Linked DNA regions of Homo sapiens: region 1 is linked to region 2. Evidence: chromatin loops called from intact Hi-C (ENCODE). Cell type or tissue: CD4-positive, alpha-beta T cell. All regions are shown on one strand. Links, peaks and the distances in the headings refer to the core of each region. The heading gives the core; the rest is flanking DNA.

Evidence for each region. Peaks named below come from ENCODE experiments on the same cell type or tissue, not always from the same donor. Only the 100,000 strongest peaks of a DNase experiment are listed, where the experiment ranks them.
Region 1: it touches region 2 in a loop (15-fold over the local background); 76 of 110 quality-filtered maps call a loop at or near these places.

What each region holds. Positions count from the first base shown.
Region 1 is chr1:7,065,847-7,074,174 of GRCh38, forward strand. The region is part of intron 3 of CAMTA1 (calmodulin binding transcription activator 1); the gene reads left to right. Among named protein-coding and RNA genes, the nearest start is that of CAMTA1-AS3, 56 kb to the left of the region's middle. RefSeq lists an enhancer at 4,719-4,838. In CD4-positive, alpha-beta T cell, for the core only: CTCF peaks have their summits at 4,713 (motif pointing left) and 4,913; a DNase peak (open chromatin) is centred at 4,745; H3K27me3 peaks cover 190 bases.
Region 2 is chr1:6,716,259-6,724,586 of GRCh38, forward strand. No RefSeq gene overlaps it. Among named protein-coding and RNA genes, the nearest start is that of LINC01672, 4.3 kb to the right of the region's middle. In CD4-positive, alpha-beta T cell, for the core only: CTCF peaks have their summits at 3,898 (motif pointing right) and 4,098; a DNase peak (open chromatin) is centred at 3,923.

The DNA.
Region 1 (8,328 bases), core at 17-8,016, 350 kb after region 2:
TCCCTTACATTGTGAAAGAGTAAAGCAGTCTTAAGACTGGGTGTGAAATGGAGAAGAACGCAGCACTGGCTTAAACTTGACTGTGCCATTGGCGCTTGCTGGCAGCAGCTGAGCCTCAGGCACCCTGAGCAAGCACAAGGCGGAGAAATGAGACCTGCTGGTGCTTACACCAGAACTGACTGGCAACTGGGAGGGGCTGAGCCTGGGATCTGGGGCCACTTGAGCTTGACCTCATACCTGTTTATGTCCTAATTGCTTGCTTCCAGTTCAGCCCCTCTTCTCTGAGACCATCCTCTCCGAGGGGTCTTTTCTCTCTGGCCCTTTGATGCTCTACAAATCGTCTCCTTTCTAGTGGTTCCCTCTTCTTCTCCCAGGGCAACAGCATCACAGGGGCATCCCTGGCTCCTGGGGCTGTAGCTGTTGGCCTTGGCCCATGCTTAGGGCCTTCCCACCCTCAGTGTCTCATCTCAGGTGGGCTGGCTATGCACCACCCCGGGATCTACAGTGTGGGACAAGGCACACACACTTTTGATTGATAAACAGGGTGTGTCATTTAAAGAAGTTGAGACAGATTTTTCTGGTCCCTGGTCAACACTGACTTAGAAAGATCTAAGAAAATCTATAGATCAGATTTTACTGCTTTCAAGATAAACGTGCTTACATTTTCGACACAGAGCATCAGTAACCTCTGAAAATGAAATGCTTCCCCTCTTTCCCATGTTCTGGATGGATTTGGTAGAACTTGCATCAGGCTGCAAAGTGCATGAAGTTGAAGCTGACTCCTTGCTTAAAGAGAAAACCTTAAATATTAAATGTCCATTTGTCTGTTAAGTAAACAGTTGCATTCTTTCAGAAGTCCTGATGCTAACAACATCTGCGACACGGGACGGTCAGCTTCCCAAATGGCTGTGTTAGCCCCATGTTCAGGGCCTGGACTTTTCCTGAATAATAGGTAAAGCCAAGGGAAGGAAAGTTTTACTTCCTTTCTGGGCTAAATTGTCATCTGGGAAGCATCATAGGCTCAGTTTAGAGGAACATGGCATTGTCCTTTACCCAGGTGACTGTATTTGCTATTTTACATTGGCTTGATTAGATCAAGGCAGGACATTTGTTATCGCTGACTCTCAGCCTGGAAGCAGCATCTAATATGTAAGCAGTTGACTCCTGCTGGATGGGCACATAAACTGGGTGTCATGTTATTAAGATGTGGTGAAAGGTAGACACCTTCCCTGTGCTTGGAATGCCCCAGTCCCCACACGGGGCACCCCCTTACCCATAGCACTGTCTCATCAGAAGTTGGCTGGAGTGTTGGGAATTGGAAGGGCAGGGAGGTTGTTGGTAGGGCTGGTAAATCTATGGCATGGAAAAGGTGGAAGAGTTATCTCTGCTTCCTAGGGACGAAGGCCTCTCCCGGGGCTGGGAAGTTCCTGTCCCTTGTACTCAGGGTCTCTCTTCCCTGGACAGTGCTAGACAAATAGGACTCCTTTAACTCCTTAGGAAGTTCCCTGTCTTTAAGCATTGTCTTTCTTTAAACAGGCTTCAATGCAACCAATTAGGTTCTTACTTGCTGAATTCTTCTTCTTCTTCTTCTGCTTCTCTGAGATCTGAGGGGGATTTGAATGATCTTGACTCTGTTCCCAACCAGCCTCTTGGTTTAATTCCAGGATTCATTCATTCAACAAATATTTGAGTATCTGCTGCATGCTGGGAACCATGTTCCTTGCAAGGCATACGGCAAAGAACAAGGTAGATAAGTTCCTCGCATTTATTGTGTGTCTATTTGTCTATTTTAACCCAGAACATCTTCTGAGAGGATCAGTTTTACCAGGCAAGGGCAACTTTTGATGGTTTCCCCAATAGCATTCCCGTCTTATTTCTTGCCGACAGGACCTTGACTGTGTTCAGGTGTCAGTGGCCAAATTCTTGGGGAGATGCCAGGGCCCTCTCCAGTCCCAGGGGATAAACCTAGATCCGTCTAAGCCCATCATGGTCAGTGATTGGTTTAGGGGCGGCCTGTAACTCAGTTATTGCCAGTGAGATGGCTAGGCACTTCTAGGACAATTTCCTGGCTCTTAAAAAAGGGTGTATGATTTCTGTCTTCTGGACTTTGGAAAATGTGATGGTTATGGGAGGCCGCTATGGTCACCTTGCAGCCATGTGGGTCCAGCCCAAGGTCATAGCATGGTTGAGCCGAGAGAAGGAACCCAGCTGACATCAACCCTACCTCCAGACTTCTTGTGACATGAGATGGTACATTTTCCTTCTTCTTTAAGGTAATTTAGGTTGGATTTTCTGTAATTTTGCAGCCCAAAATATCCTACTTGAAAGCAAAAGACATCTGCCCTCGTATTCATGCAGCGGTGTGGTCGCTTTAGCCTTTCTCCAGGCTCATTGTGTTGTGCTCAGTTTTGTACACAAGTACGTTCTTTTCTAAATGGCAAGACGCTTAAGATGCTTGGATTTCCTCTTCCACCGCCTCTCTCCAGCACAGCACTGAGCTTAATATCTTGTATGTCGTGGGATATCAATAAACGCTTATTGAGTTGAATTTGAGTTTTACGGACATGAGTTTAAATTTGGTGACTACCCACGGGCTTCTGAGAAATTATTGAAAGCCAATCTATGGCCCAAAGAGAGGACGGCCTGATCAAGGCATGTGCTGTTGGGCCAGGCAGACCACGATGGGGATGAACGTGCCCTGTGTGAGGTGCCAGAGAAAATCCATCATGCATCCCGAGCTCTGTTTTTTATTGAAAAATCCATTTATAAATAATCTGGACAAATAAAGTAAAAGGCACTTTATTGGGATTCAGAAAAATTCATGGCTACTGAACATCCGGCCAATTCAGCTCCCAGCTCCCAATTAGCCTGCCAGGGCCTCTCTCAGTGGCAGGGGCCCTGCCAGCCACTCGAAAGGCTGCCCTGGGACTATGAGTCATTTTCTTATTTCTTAGCATGCTGGGCGTGAAAATCTTCTTTCTCTTTCTTATTACATGCTAGCACTTACCGGGTGCTTTGGCCAAGCAGATATATCAGCATGTTTTTGTGCAGATAATTGACAGTGGAGCAGGAAGACACTCTCCTCTAAGTTGCTCCCTCTCTTTGTTCACTCGCTTGCTCGAGAACCCAGGGACGGTGGGAGGAATGGCCAAGCTGGACGCAGGCCTGGCCTCCGCAGAGCTGGCGAGCAGGAAAGGCAAGTTTCAGACACCTCCTGCCATGCCCTTGACCCTGCTGGGCCCCCGGTATCCTAGGAGTGTTTTCCCATTTCCGGCCATGTCTTTATTTTATGATTGTTCCCTTAACCCAAAGGCAACTGGGAAAGATTGTCATCCTTCACCACGAAGAGGCCGTTGTCATTTAGTGAGTACCTACTGCATGCCACATGCTATGCAGAAGGTGGTTGTTGCTTCGTCTCACCTAGCCCTCCCAGAGACCCTCCAAGGACAAATATGAGACTCAGAGATGTTAACTGACTTGCCCAGGGTCACACAGCTTGTAAGTGGTGGAACCAGAATTAGAAAATGCAATTCCTTTTTTTGGAGCCTCACCTCCTTCCATCGGGATCACAGTGATCATATTTTCCAAACTGAAAATGGGATGCAGGGGGCCTGGCACGGGGCAACGGGGCAATCAGTAGTTGCTGGGAGAATAAACACACGAATTGAGCCAAGGGTCAGCCAACGGGACAGGTCTTTTGTCAGCGGACCGTTTGGGCCATCTGGTCCCAGGGACCACAGGGTCTGTCTGCCTCTCCGTAGGGTGGGCTGTGGGTAGTGGGGTGCCCGTGAGGGGAGAGGAACAAGAGAGCCTGGACAGCAGGCTCTGGGGGTGCTGTGGCCTCTGAGAGTGGAGTGGGAACAGGGGACTGGCAGAGGAGCTGGTAGCGAGGGCTTGTGTGTGGCTGCTAACTGGATCCATTTGCCAAATCAGCAAAGTTTGGAGCTGAGACTCCAGACTTACCCTGGGCCTAACTTGGGAAAATATTACGCAGTACAAAATAAAATTAAACAGTATTAACCACAGGCCCAAATTGCACCTATATTTTAAAAAGCATTGTGCAGCTGAGACTTATAAAGCCCGGCACCAGCGTGAGGCCATCTTGGTTAATGAGAGCTCTGCGCCTGCTACTCCTTGCCGCGGCCTCTGGTTCACGTCCTCTCGCCCTCCTCCGCTGGGGATGTGCGGGGCCTCCGGTGAGCCGCAGCTCCCTCGGAAGGATGCACCCTTTGCTCTCTGGAGCAGGACGGGCTTTTCTGAGAGGCGGGGCCCGAAGTGTCCGGAGCCGCCAGCCTCAGGGGCTGCACTGGCCTCTCCTTTCCTCTGCCCACACAGAGAACAGCAGCATCAGATGGGGGCGGGCTCAAAAGGGCTTCATAGGCGCCCCGACATCGCAGCTACGGAGGGGCCAGAAAGGAGGCGTGGATATTGTACTGCACTTTCTGGACTTTCACGGGAATTCATGAAGGAGCCTGAATATGCAGCAGCCACATCTGGGTTTATTTCAGCTTGGACACTAATTCATGTTGGGTCCCGTAGTAAATCATTTTTCATTCAGTTACTTGTTTTTCCTCACTTGAAAAATGGGCGTGATACTGGTGGTCGCTGTTGTCTTCCCGCAGCGATAGAATGAGGCTCTGCAGTGATTTCTTTTCCTTCCAAAGTCGAAAGCTCCTCTGGCTTTGCACAACCTTTTGAGCACGACCTTCTCTCTCATCACGGTGATGCCTGTTGCCCCCTAGTGGTCACCAGCAAAGGGAGTGGTTGAGCCGACGATCCCAGGTTGCAACTCAGACCCAGGCCTGGCCCTGAACCCAGGTCTTCCTGCTGGTTCCGAGGCATCTCTGGGCAGGGTGGGTTATAGGGAGGGGACCAGAGAGGGAGTCCTCCCAGTCGCCTCCACCAGGCAGCCCTCCAGCTTGTCAAACTGTCGCCAGCAGTGTTTTCTCAGCATGGAGATTGTGTGTGAGTGTTAAGTCTAGAAAAATCACTCAGGCAAGGCAAAGACTTGCTTTGGTGCAGGGGACTGGAAAGCAGATGTGCTTTTTCTGGCTCTGAACACTGAGGGGAAGTGAGCTTTGGAAGAGAGGCGCTGACTTGGTGTGTGTTTTGGGGCAAGAGGAAGTTTAAAGAGGGACAGTCTGAGCTTGCTCTTTGCAGGGGCTTGCTTGGAGGCCCACAGGCTGGCTGAGCATGAGAGAGAGTGTGCCAGTCAGAGCCCGCAGACTGATGGCTTGCTTAGGAGTATGGACTGGAGCGAGCCTCCCCCTCCTCCTCCTCTCCTCAAACAAGGTCATCAGTGACAAATGCACAGGAGATGGTAAAGGTGGATTGGGGAGGATTTGGACGTGTTTCTTCTGACCTTGATGGGGCCATGTCCCCTCTATTTGTAATCTTGAGCTAGAACAACTGACAAATGGCCTGATAGGTGACAAAAGCAAACAATAGACTCACTTGAAAGATACAGTGAATAGAATTTAATTGAATTTTTTTTGGTACAGACATTGATTTCACCCTGTAAGATGTATGGAGTAAATCATTAGGGGAATTAATATACATTAAAATGTAGTTTATTATCATGAAACTTTTATTGTGCTTGTAGTTGTGTTTTTAATTATTATTTTAATGACTTTCTATATTTCAAATCGTGATAAATCTATTTTTTAAAAATAAACGGACTATAGTTTTACAAGGTGATGTGTAGTGCAGAGCTGTTGATGAATATTGCTCCTTCATTAATGAGAACCAACAGATTAGAAAGACTAAAAATGGACCGATTTACGCACTTTTTAAAAAGCCAATTAATATCTAACCATTAAACACAAATGTTATAGATTAGTCTCACTATCTTATCTACTCTCTGGGCTCCTATTGGATCATTCAGAGATTGACTCTTTAAACCAAGTAAGTGAAGGAGGCTCTAAAAGTGGAAATGCCTGGGACCAATTAAAACAAAGGATTTGGGCCATAATGTGCTGAAAATACCCGTGTCCTCCTGCCTGGGGGGCCATTATCCAAATGAGCAAAGAGGACGGAGGTGTTTGTCCAAGCTGTCTTTGAGGGATGAAGCAGAGGTTGGCTCTGCTGGTAGGATCAGGGTTTTGGGTGATTTCCCCAGTGGTGAAGATGGACTCGTACTGGCTTTTCTGCATTGCATCTCCTGAGCCTTCTTGGAATCAAGGGCAAATGCTTGTTCTGTGCTTTGTGGGGCTTTGTGGGTACCCCGCTCTACATGGAAATCAGCCCTATGACCACTCTCAATGCTGACCTATCCCAGCTGAGCTGAACGACACGTGGTTTTACTGTCATGGCAATATGTCCTCAGTTTTCCAATTCAAACATCTTATTTCAGATACTTGGTTCCATTAGCCACATGGGGGCTTATACCATCTTCCTCCCTGGCTGTGTGCTGGTTGGCTATTTCTGACTTTTGAGGTTGTCAGGCAACATGTCTGGGCAGCCAGAGGCAGGGGAGTATGGATGCGAGGTGTGTGGGCTCCGGAGGCACGCATCCCAAATCTGAAACCTGGCACCAGCATTTATTGTGCGACCTTGAACAGATTTACTTGCTCATTCATTCATTTATCCATTCATTTCTTCATTCAATATTTATGAAATCTGGGTGCTGTTCTAGGGATTGGAGATATAGCAGTGATCAAAATGGAGAAAAATCTCTGCATTCCAGTGAGGACTAGAGAAAGGCATTCAACAAATAGTATAGCAAGATGCAGAGTACACTGCAGAACGTCAGGCAGGACTATCGACTGTGGAGAAAAAAGAAAGTGGGGTGGAGGGCCAGGCAGTGTGTCAGGGGATGTTGCTATTTCACAGGGTGGTTAGGGAGGCCTTACCCAGAAGGGACCATTTGAGCTGTGACCCAGAGGAAGTGAGGGAGTGAACCGAGTAGGATTCTGAGGGAAGAGTTTCTTCTAGGCACAAGGGATGCAGGTGCAGAAGCCCTGGGGCAGGAGCCTGCTGTCTGTTCAGGGAGTAGCAAGGGGACTGTGTGGCTGAGTGGAAGGAGTAGATCAGAGGAATCCTGGGGCCAGATCATGCAGGACAGATAGGTCATTGGGAGGACCTTGGCTTTGAGTCTGGGTGAGATGGGCACTCCTTTAAAGGGTCCCCCTGACTAGTGTGAAGAAGCAAGAGTGTAGGCAGGGAGATCCAAAAGGCAGATGCAGTCATCTAGATGGGAGGAGGTGCTGGTAGCTTGAACCAAGGCGGCAGCAATTAAGATGGGAGAAGTGTTGGATTTTGGCCATATTTTGAAGGTAGAGTGAACAGATTTGCTTCTAATGTTTCCAAAGGAAAGGGGACAAGGATCAGTCTCAGATGTCTGGCCAGAGTCACTGGCAGGGTGGTGCTGTCATCTACTGAGGTGGGGGGAAGCTACAGAAAGAAGGGGTGTGAGTGTGGGTGTGATGGTAGGTTCATGTGTGAAGCATGTAAAGTTTAAGATCCTAGAAGATATTTGGATGGAATTGTTTAATAGGCAGCTGGATATAGGAGCCTGGAGTTCAGAGGGAGAAGTTTAGGCTGAAAACATAAATTTTGGGGTAGTCAGTGCAGAGATGACGTTTAAAGTTCTGAGTCTGGGTGAGATGACTGGGGAGGGAGTGGAGATGGTGAACAAGGCCCAGGGGAGATTTGGGGCAATCTGATGTTTAGAGGACAGGGGGATGAGGAAGAACCAGCAAAGGAAACTGAGAAGCAACAGCCAGAGAAAGCAGAAGGTCAAGAGAGAGTGAGCTTGTTAGAGGCTAAGTGAAGATGACGTTTCAATGAGGAGAGAGGGTTATCAAAAGATGCTGGTAGGGCAAGTAAAATTAAGATTAAGAATTTGCCATGGGCTTTGGCAATGTGGAAATCATTGATGACCTTGACAACAGTTGTCTTGATGGAATAGTGGAGGTAAAAATCTGATAGGAATGGGCTTGGGAGAGAATGGAAGGAGAGAACTTGGAGGCAGGCAATATAAACACTCTGCAAAGGAAGTTTGCTTTGAAGGGGAGTATAAGGATGGAATAGTAACGTTTCTTAACTCTTAAAATTCTATTTCCTGATCTGTAAAATGGAGACAAAGACAACACCTCTATCACAGAGTTACCAGGAAGATTAAATGAGATGTTATTGGAAACTCAGTGCTCAACACATAGTAAGGGCTTAAAAGGTTTGCTGGTACTGACTGCTGCCTGTCTGATTGAGGAGTGGGCAGGAGGATCTGCCCTGGTGTTTCTGTGTCCTGGGTTTTTGAAGGTAATCTCTGTTACTTTACCCTCCTGGGGTTGGAAGTCAATCACAAGTTTGGGTAAATTCCCCATTTTG
Region 2 (8,328 bases), core at 181-8,180:
CCGTGGAAAGAGAGGGAGAGGGAGACCGTGGGGAGAGGGAGAGGGAGAGGGAGACCGTGGGGAGAGGGAGAGGGGATAATCCATGAGTTTTAAGCTGTGCACCATTCTGGGCAGCGTGATGAGATCTCTCGCTGTAAGCTTGATCCCGTCTGCAACGTGAATCCTCCCTTTGTCCAGCGCATCCAGGCTCTACCTGCTGGTTAGTCACTTAGCCATCTTGGTTGTCAGAGCTACTGTCATGGTATCACCGTGTTTGTGTTCAAGAAACCCTTGTAGTACTTAACATTGGCCCCAACTTGCAAGAGTAGTGATGCTGGCACATTGTTATAATTGTCCTATTTATTATTACTTATTGTTAATTGCTTACTGTGCCTAATATATAAATTAAACTTTATCATAGGCATGTAGTCTGTAGGAAAAAACAATATACATAGGGATGGGTACTATCTGAGGCTTCAGGCATCCGCTGGGGATCTTGGAACATATCCCCTGTGAATAAGAGGGGACTACTGTATGCTAAAACGGGGAGGAGAGAAAGAGCTGGAAACAAAAAAATGATGGAAGTGGAGAAGCCAGGAGATGTTTTCATTCACTGATAGGCAGAGGAACAGAGTTCAGATTTGAGTACCAAGGACCCCCCAGGAGCAGAACATTGCCAAGGAAAGCCCTAAGTCCCTCTTCCTGAACTGGGGTAGATCAGCCTTCTCCTCAGCATCGCTGATCTCGGGAAGCACATGGCTCTGCCATTTGGTAAGCTTCGTGTCTTAGTCCGTTTGGGCTGCCATAACCAAAGACTATAGATTGGGTGGCTTCAACAACAGACATTTATTCCTCACAGTTCTGGAGGCTGGACAACTCCAAGACCATGGCGCTGGCAGATGTGGTGTCTGGTGAGGGCTGGCTTTTTGGTTTACGTCTGTCTTCTGTTTCCTCATATGGCAGAAGGGCTGAGGTACCTCTCCAGGGCCCCTTTTATTTATTTATTTTTTAATTTTTATTTTTAGTGACTGGGTCTTGCTCTGTCACCCAGGCTGGAGTGCAGTGGCATGATCATAGCTAACTGCAGCCTCCAAATCCTGGGCTCAAGCAATCCTCCCACCTCAGCCTCTCAAGTAGCTGGGACTACAGGCGTGCACTACCATGCCCAGATAATTTTAAAAAATATTTTGTGGCTGGGCGTGGTGGCTCACGCCTGTAATCCCAGCACTTTGGGAGGCCGAGGTGGGCGGAATACATGAGGTCAGGAGTTCGAGACCAGCCTGGCCAACATAGTGAAACCTCGCCTCTACTAAAAATATGAAAATTAGCCGGCCATGGTGGCGGGCACCTGTAATCCCAGCTACTCAGGAAGCTTGAGCCCAGGAATTTGAGACCAGCCTGAGTAACATAGTGAGACCCCATCTCTACAAAAAATGTTTAAAAATTAGCCGGGTGTGGTGGCACATGCCTGTAGTCCCAGCTACTTGGGAGGCTGAGGTGAGACGATCGCTTGAGTCCTGGAGGTTGAGGCTACAGTGGGCTGTGGTGGCACCATTGCACTCCAGCCTGGGTGACAAAACAAGACTCTGTCTCAAAAAAAAAAAAACAAACAAACAAAAAACCTTCTGGGTTTTTGTTGGTCGGTTTGTGTTTTGTTTTGTTTCAATTTGTTTTTCTGTGAGTATTTTATCTTATGAAAATATTGAGAGTCCTTGGGGTGGAAAATGGAGGTGTTCTTGTCTAATGGGTATAGGGTTTCAGTTTTGCAAGATGAGAGTTCTGGATATTGATTTCACAACAATGTGAATGTACTTAGTGTTACTGAACTGTACACTTAAAAATGGTTAAGATGGTAAGTTTTATGTGTATTATGATTAAAAAATATATATATATATGGAGCCTTGACCCCTTGACTTTGGGTGGCTTTTTAATCCAGATACTTTGCTTCTATTTTTATTGTCATCTGGAAAGCCAAGCTGTAAGCAGAAATGCTACTGGTTAGTAAGAGATAGAAAGTTCTGGAACTCAGCAGAGTCACCATTGCTTAGTGCCATACCTGTTCACAGTGCTCACAGCTGGCATTACTAAATGAGTTTTCAACTTTAGAGAAGCACAGCTTTGATTGTATACAGTGGCTGGCCAAGGACTCAGGTCTTCAGTGTTAAAGCTGAAGACGCTTCTCGTGAGGCCGGGAGAGGGTTCCCAATCTCAGCACTATTGACATTTTGGGCTGGATAAGTCCTTGTTGTAGGAACTGATCTATGCATTGAAGGCTATTTAGCAGCATGCCTGGCTTCTACTCATCAGATTCTAGCAGCACCAGTCCCCGGGTGTGGCAGCCAAAAAATGTCTCCAGACATTGCCAAAACCCCCTGGGCACACAAAATTGCCCCTGGTTGAGGACCACAGGTGATGAAGCTGTCGGTCTCAATACACACTTCTCTTCTCCAACACTGGCTTTTCCTACTGCGCCACTGTGAGCAAAGATTTCTAGCTTCTAGAATAAAATGAATTGAAAGAGAAAAATATTTAAGCTAACATTTAAAGCAAGCTTGTCCAACCCGTGGCCCGTGGGTTGCATGCAGCCCAGGACGATTTTGAATGTGGTCCAACACAAATTTGTAAACTTTCTTAAAACATTATGAGATGTCTTTGCTTTTTTTTTGACGGAATCTCACTCTGTTGCCCAGGCTGGAGTGCAGTGGCATGATCTTGGCTCACTGCAATCTCTGCCTCCTGGGTTCAAGTGATGCTCCTGCCTTAGCCTCCTGAATAGCTGGGACTACAGGCATGTGCCACCACGCCCGGCTAATTTTTGTATTTTTAGTAGAGATGGGGTTTCACCATCTTGGCCAGGCTGGTCTTGAACTCCTGACCTCAGGTAATCTGCCTGCCTCGGCCTCCCAAAGTGCTGGGATTACAGCTGTAAATTACGGTGCCTGGCCTTTTTTTTTTTTTTGCTGAAGCACATCAGCTATTGTTAGTGTTTAGTATATTTTATGTGTGGCCCAAGACAATCCTAACAATGTGGCCCAGGGAAGCCAAAAGACGGGACACCCCTGATTTAAAGAATGCTTACAATGTGCCAGATACTGCACTGTGCTACCTGATTAATGATCTCATTTAATCTTTTCAACAATTATCTGATGTAATTATAGACAGCCTCATTTTACAGTTGAGGAAACTGGGGTTTAGAGAAGTTGAATAACAGTGCGAAGTGGCTTATGCCTGTAATCCCAGCACTTTCGGAGGCTGAGATGGACAGATCGCTCAAGCCCAGGAGTTTGAGACAAGTCTGGGAAACATGGCAAAACCCCGTCTCTACAAAAAATACAAACTTAGCCAGGCGTGGTGGTGCTTGTGTGTAGTCTCAGCTACTTGGGAGGCTGAGATGGGAGGATCCCTTGAGCTCAGGAGGCGGAGGTTGCAGTAAGCTGAGATCGCCCCACTGCACTCCAGCCTAGGAAGCAGAGTTCAGACCGTGTCTCAAAAAAAAAAAAAAAAAAAAAAAAAAAAGAGGTTGAGTACTCGTTCCAGCTCACGGAGCTAGTAAATAGAAAGACCAGGATTCAGACTCAGGTTTGTATCTTTCAATGACTGTTTTTATGTTTCCTTGGTTTATTTATGTTTTCTCTTTGAGATTAACTTATATGATGATGTTTCAGAGGACTTTTAGCCATAGGTGTGATAACACCAGCTTGATTTTAGAATTCCCTGGGATATGCGGCGTGTAGATGTTATCTGTGACCCATGAAGGTAGAGAATGTTTTATCGGCCACTCAACAGCTCTGACTCTTAAGATAAAGTCTCTATGAGTTAGGAGGTAAGTACATTACTGCCTACATCACTGCCCCTCTGGGAAAAATGTCGGTTAAGGGGCCACAGCACTGGTCCCCTTCCCAGTTGTAATAATGCTTGCATGTCCCTTAACCAGCAGAGGGCAGACTTGTGGTCCCAATGAACAGAAGCGTACAAAGAGACTGCACTTGAAGGTTTAGAATAGGAAGGGGGATGTTTCAGGAAAATGGCGCCCCCATCACCTGCTTGTGCAGAAGCAGGGCTGTTTTGTGGACAATGTGTTTGATTCTCTGGTTCTTTTCTCTTTTTCTTTTCATTTTTTTTTTTTTTTTTTTTTGAGACAGAATTTTGCTTTTGTTGCCCAAGCTAGAGTGCAATGGCGCAATCTTGGCTCACTGCAACCTCCGCCTCCCGGGTTCAAGCAATTCTCCAGCCTCAGCCTCCCTAGTCGCTGGGATTACAGGCGTGCACCACCGCGTCTGGCTAATTTTTTTTTGAGACAGAGTCTCACACTGTCATCCGGGCTGGAGTGCAATGGCGTGATCTTGGCTCGCTGCAACCTCTGCCTCCCGGGTTCAAGCGATTCTTCTGCCTCAGCCTCTCGAGTAGCTGGGATCACAGGTGCCCGCCACCACGCCTGGCTAATTTTATGTATTTTCAGTAGAGACGGGGTTTCACTATGTTGGCCAGGCTGGTCTTGAACTCCTGACCTTGTGATCCACCTGCTTCAGCCTCCCAAAGTACTGGGATTACAGGCGTGAGCCACCGTGCCCGGCCCTGGCTATGTTTTTTGTATTTTTTTTTTTAAAGTAGAAACAGGGTTTCACCATGTTAGCCAGGCTGGTCTTGAACTCCTGACCTCAGGTGATCTGTCCGCCTCAGCCTCCCAAAGTGCTGGGATTACAGGCATGAGCCACCACGCCTGGCCTCTCTGGTTCTTTTCAAAAGTGCACGACCTCCTTCCAGAAGGCTCACAATAAGTGGGCATACCACCTTAGTTCTGTTTTCCCAGTCCTGGTTTATCTTTTTGTATTTTTTTATTTTGAGACAGTGTCTCTGTCACTCTGTCAGGCTGGAGTGCAATGGTGTGATCTTGGCTCACTGTAGCCTCCACCTCCTGGGCTCAAGCAATCCTCCCATCTCAGCCTCCTGAGTAGCTGGGACTACAGGCACATGCCTCCACGCCTGGCTAATTTTTGCATTTTGTGTGGAGACAAGGTCTTGCTATGTTGGCCAGGCTGGTCTCAAACTCCTAGGCTCAAGCCATCCGCCTGCCTTGGCCACCCAAATTGCTGGGATTACAGGCATGGGCCACCACGCCCGGGCCTAGTCTTGGTTTTTCATTGTGAAGATGATCCTGGGCCTGAAAGTATTCCAGGAGCAAAGCCTGTTTCTGCCATGCGGGACACCATCAAGGAGAGGGTTTTCCTCTGCACCCTCCTTTTTGGTAGGTTCTCAGGGGTTCAGTGCCATGACTGCGAAGTCAGACCATGTGTTCAGGCCCCAGCATGCTACAGGAGGCCCCAGCACGCTACTGGAAGCAGGATGCTGGATCTAGAAGGTGATGGATGTATTAACATGAGGAAAGTCACTCACGTTTTTACCTCATGTAAAAGGAAATTACCAAGAGAATCTGCAGCCAAAATCCTGTCCAGACTGAAACTCTGATGAACTTACCCAAATCTTCCCTTTCCCAGGCTTTCCTGCATGACAGTTCCAGGAAGATTCAACAAAAGCCACGGCTTCTCTGAGTTTGTTGTTTCCTGGAGAAACAAGCTTTCACCTGCCACCTGGCCCTCTGTAGCTGCTTATAAATACAGATGTGGGTGGCAGAGTCATGCCAATCATGATAAGCTGTTCATACAGAGGCTTTTCACTCACTGTCCGTGTTACCAACAGTATCTTAGTAGAGTCAAGAGTTTTGTTTTTAAATTTTTTAATTTTTAAATAAAGATGAGGTCTCACTAGGTTGCTGCAGCTGGTCTTGAACTCCTGGCCTTAAGTGATCCTCTCCCACCTCGGGCCTCCCATGTTACTGGGATTACAGGTGTGAGCCACCACACCCAGCCTCAAGCATTTTCTTTCTTTTTTAAAATTTATTTTTATTATTTATTTATTTATTTTTTGAGACGGAGTCTCGCTCTGTGGCCCAGGCTGGAGTGCAGTGGCACGATCTTGGCTCACTGCAACCTCTGCCTCCTGGGTTCAAGCAATTCTCCTGCCTCAGTCTCCTGTGTAGCTGGGATTACAGGCACACACCACAACACCCAGATAATTTTTGTATTTTTAATAGAGATGGGGTTTTGTCATGTTGGCCAGGCTGGTTTCGAACTCCTGACCTCAGGTGATCCACCTGCCTTGGCCTCCCGAAGTGCTGGGATTACAGGCTTGAGCCACAGTGCCCGGCCTCTTTTTTTTTTTTAATTATAGAGACGGGTTCTCACCATGTTGTCCAGGCTGACCTCGAACTTCTGAGCTCAAGTAATCCACCTGCCTCAGCCTCTATAAATGCTGGGACTTATAGGCATGAGCCATTGTGCCTGGCCTCCTTCAAGCATTTTCAAAATTTCTTCTGAATAGGAGTGGTGGAGGGCTGTGTTGGAGCATTTCTCTTCTACCTCGTCTGTCCTCCTCACTCTCAGGTATGTCTGATTATATTGAAAGTTTAAGGTTGTTGCTAAGCCTAGTATGGTGGTCATTGGGGAGAATCCCAAGAACGTCACAGGTGCTGTTTCTTCAATGAAGGCAGAGGGGAGTTCTCACTCCAAGCAATGAGCTTACTCTAGAAACAGCCTATCTGTTGGATTCCTGCATTTCATATGAGGTTTGAGTAACTAGTTCCTTGCAAACAATATGAAAAGACAAAAGTTTCAAGGTTTAGAATCACCATGGCAACGCCCCAGATTCCCTGCCGTGCCCAGGTCTTGGAGTGGTAGGAACTGCTCATGCAATTTTTCCGAAATTGGCCAAAGCTTCAAGACCTACGGGGTTTCCCATTTGGTGCTCAGAATGTGAATTTTTTTTTTTTTTTTTTTTTTTTTGAGACAGAATCTTGCTCTGTCGCCCAGGCTGGAGTGCAGTGGCACGATCTTGGCTCACTGCAACCTCCGCCTCCTGGGTTCAAGCAATTCTCCTGCCTCAGCCTCCTGAGTAGCTGGGATTACAGGCGTGTGCCACCACGCCCGGCTAATTTTTTTTGTATTTTTAGTAGAGACAGGGTTTCACCGTGTTAGCCAGGAAGGTCTCCTGACCTCGTGATCTGCCACCTCAGCCTCCCAAAATGGAATGTGAATTTTTATAGTTGCCACGGCAAAGTCTCCTGTTATATGGGTATAGTGGGTTGAATCGTGGCTCCCAAAAGTGATGTCCAAGTCCTAACCCCCAGAACATGAGAAAGGGACCGTATTTCGAGAATGGGTCTTTGCAGATGTAATGAAGGATCTTGATATCATTCTGGATTGAGGATGGACTCTAGCTCCACTGACAGGTGTCCTTATGAGAAAAAGGTAGAGGCAGATTTGAGACACAGACACAGGGGAGACGGCCATGAGAAGACAGAGGCAGAGATTGGAGTGAAGCAACCACAGGCCAACAAGTCACCGATACCAGAAGAAGCAAGGAAGGAGTCTGTCCTACAGTCTTCAAAGGGAGCGTGGATCTACTGACACCCAGATTTTGGACTTCTGACCTCCAGAGCGGTAAGAAAATAAATTTCTATTGTTTTAGGCTACCAAGTTTATTACAGCAGGCTCAGGAAACTAATACTCTAGGTGACGTCTGCTCCTCCACCCCATGCCTCTGCATGCTTGGGTTACAACAGAGAGTGCTTTCCCCTTGGTTGAACAACACTTTTTTTCTTGAGAAAAGAAAACATAAGGGTAAAGCAGTTTTTGGAAGGGTTACTCAGCCAGCTAGATCGTCAGAATCAACTCTGGTAGGAGTGGGCCACAAACATCCATCCTAGGGCATCCGGAGAGAGTCATTCTCCCTAACAATAGCTCTGGGCATGGCTCTGTATTCGTCTGTTCTTGCATTGCTATAAAGAACTACCTGAGACTGGGTCATTTATAAAGAAAAGAGGTTAAATTGGCTCACGGTTCCACAGGCTGTACAGGAAGCATGGTTGGGAGGCCTCAGGAAACTTACAATCATGGCGGAAGGTGGAGGGCAAGCAGACACGTCCCACGTGACTGGAGCAGGAGGAAAAGAGAGCGAAGGGGGAGGTGCTGCACACTTTCAAACAACCAGATCTCACGAGAACTCACTCACTATCACGAGAACAGCAAGGGGGAAGTTTGCCCCCATGATCCAATCACCTCCCGCCAGGCCCATCTTCCAACATTGGGGATTATAATTTGACATGAGATTCGGGCAGGGCCACAAATCCAAACCGTATCAGGCTCCACATTTTGTTTCTTTGTTTTTTTTTTTCCCTGTCCTTCCCTCTACCTGAAGCTCATTTGAAAGCAAGTTTCCATTGCTGCTATTCCTTCCTTACTTTGGTCAGAATCCTCTTTTTGTGGTATCATAAATGGTTTCCATGGAAACAAA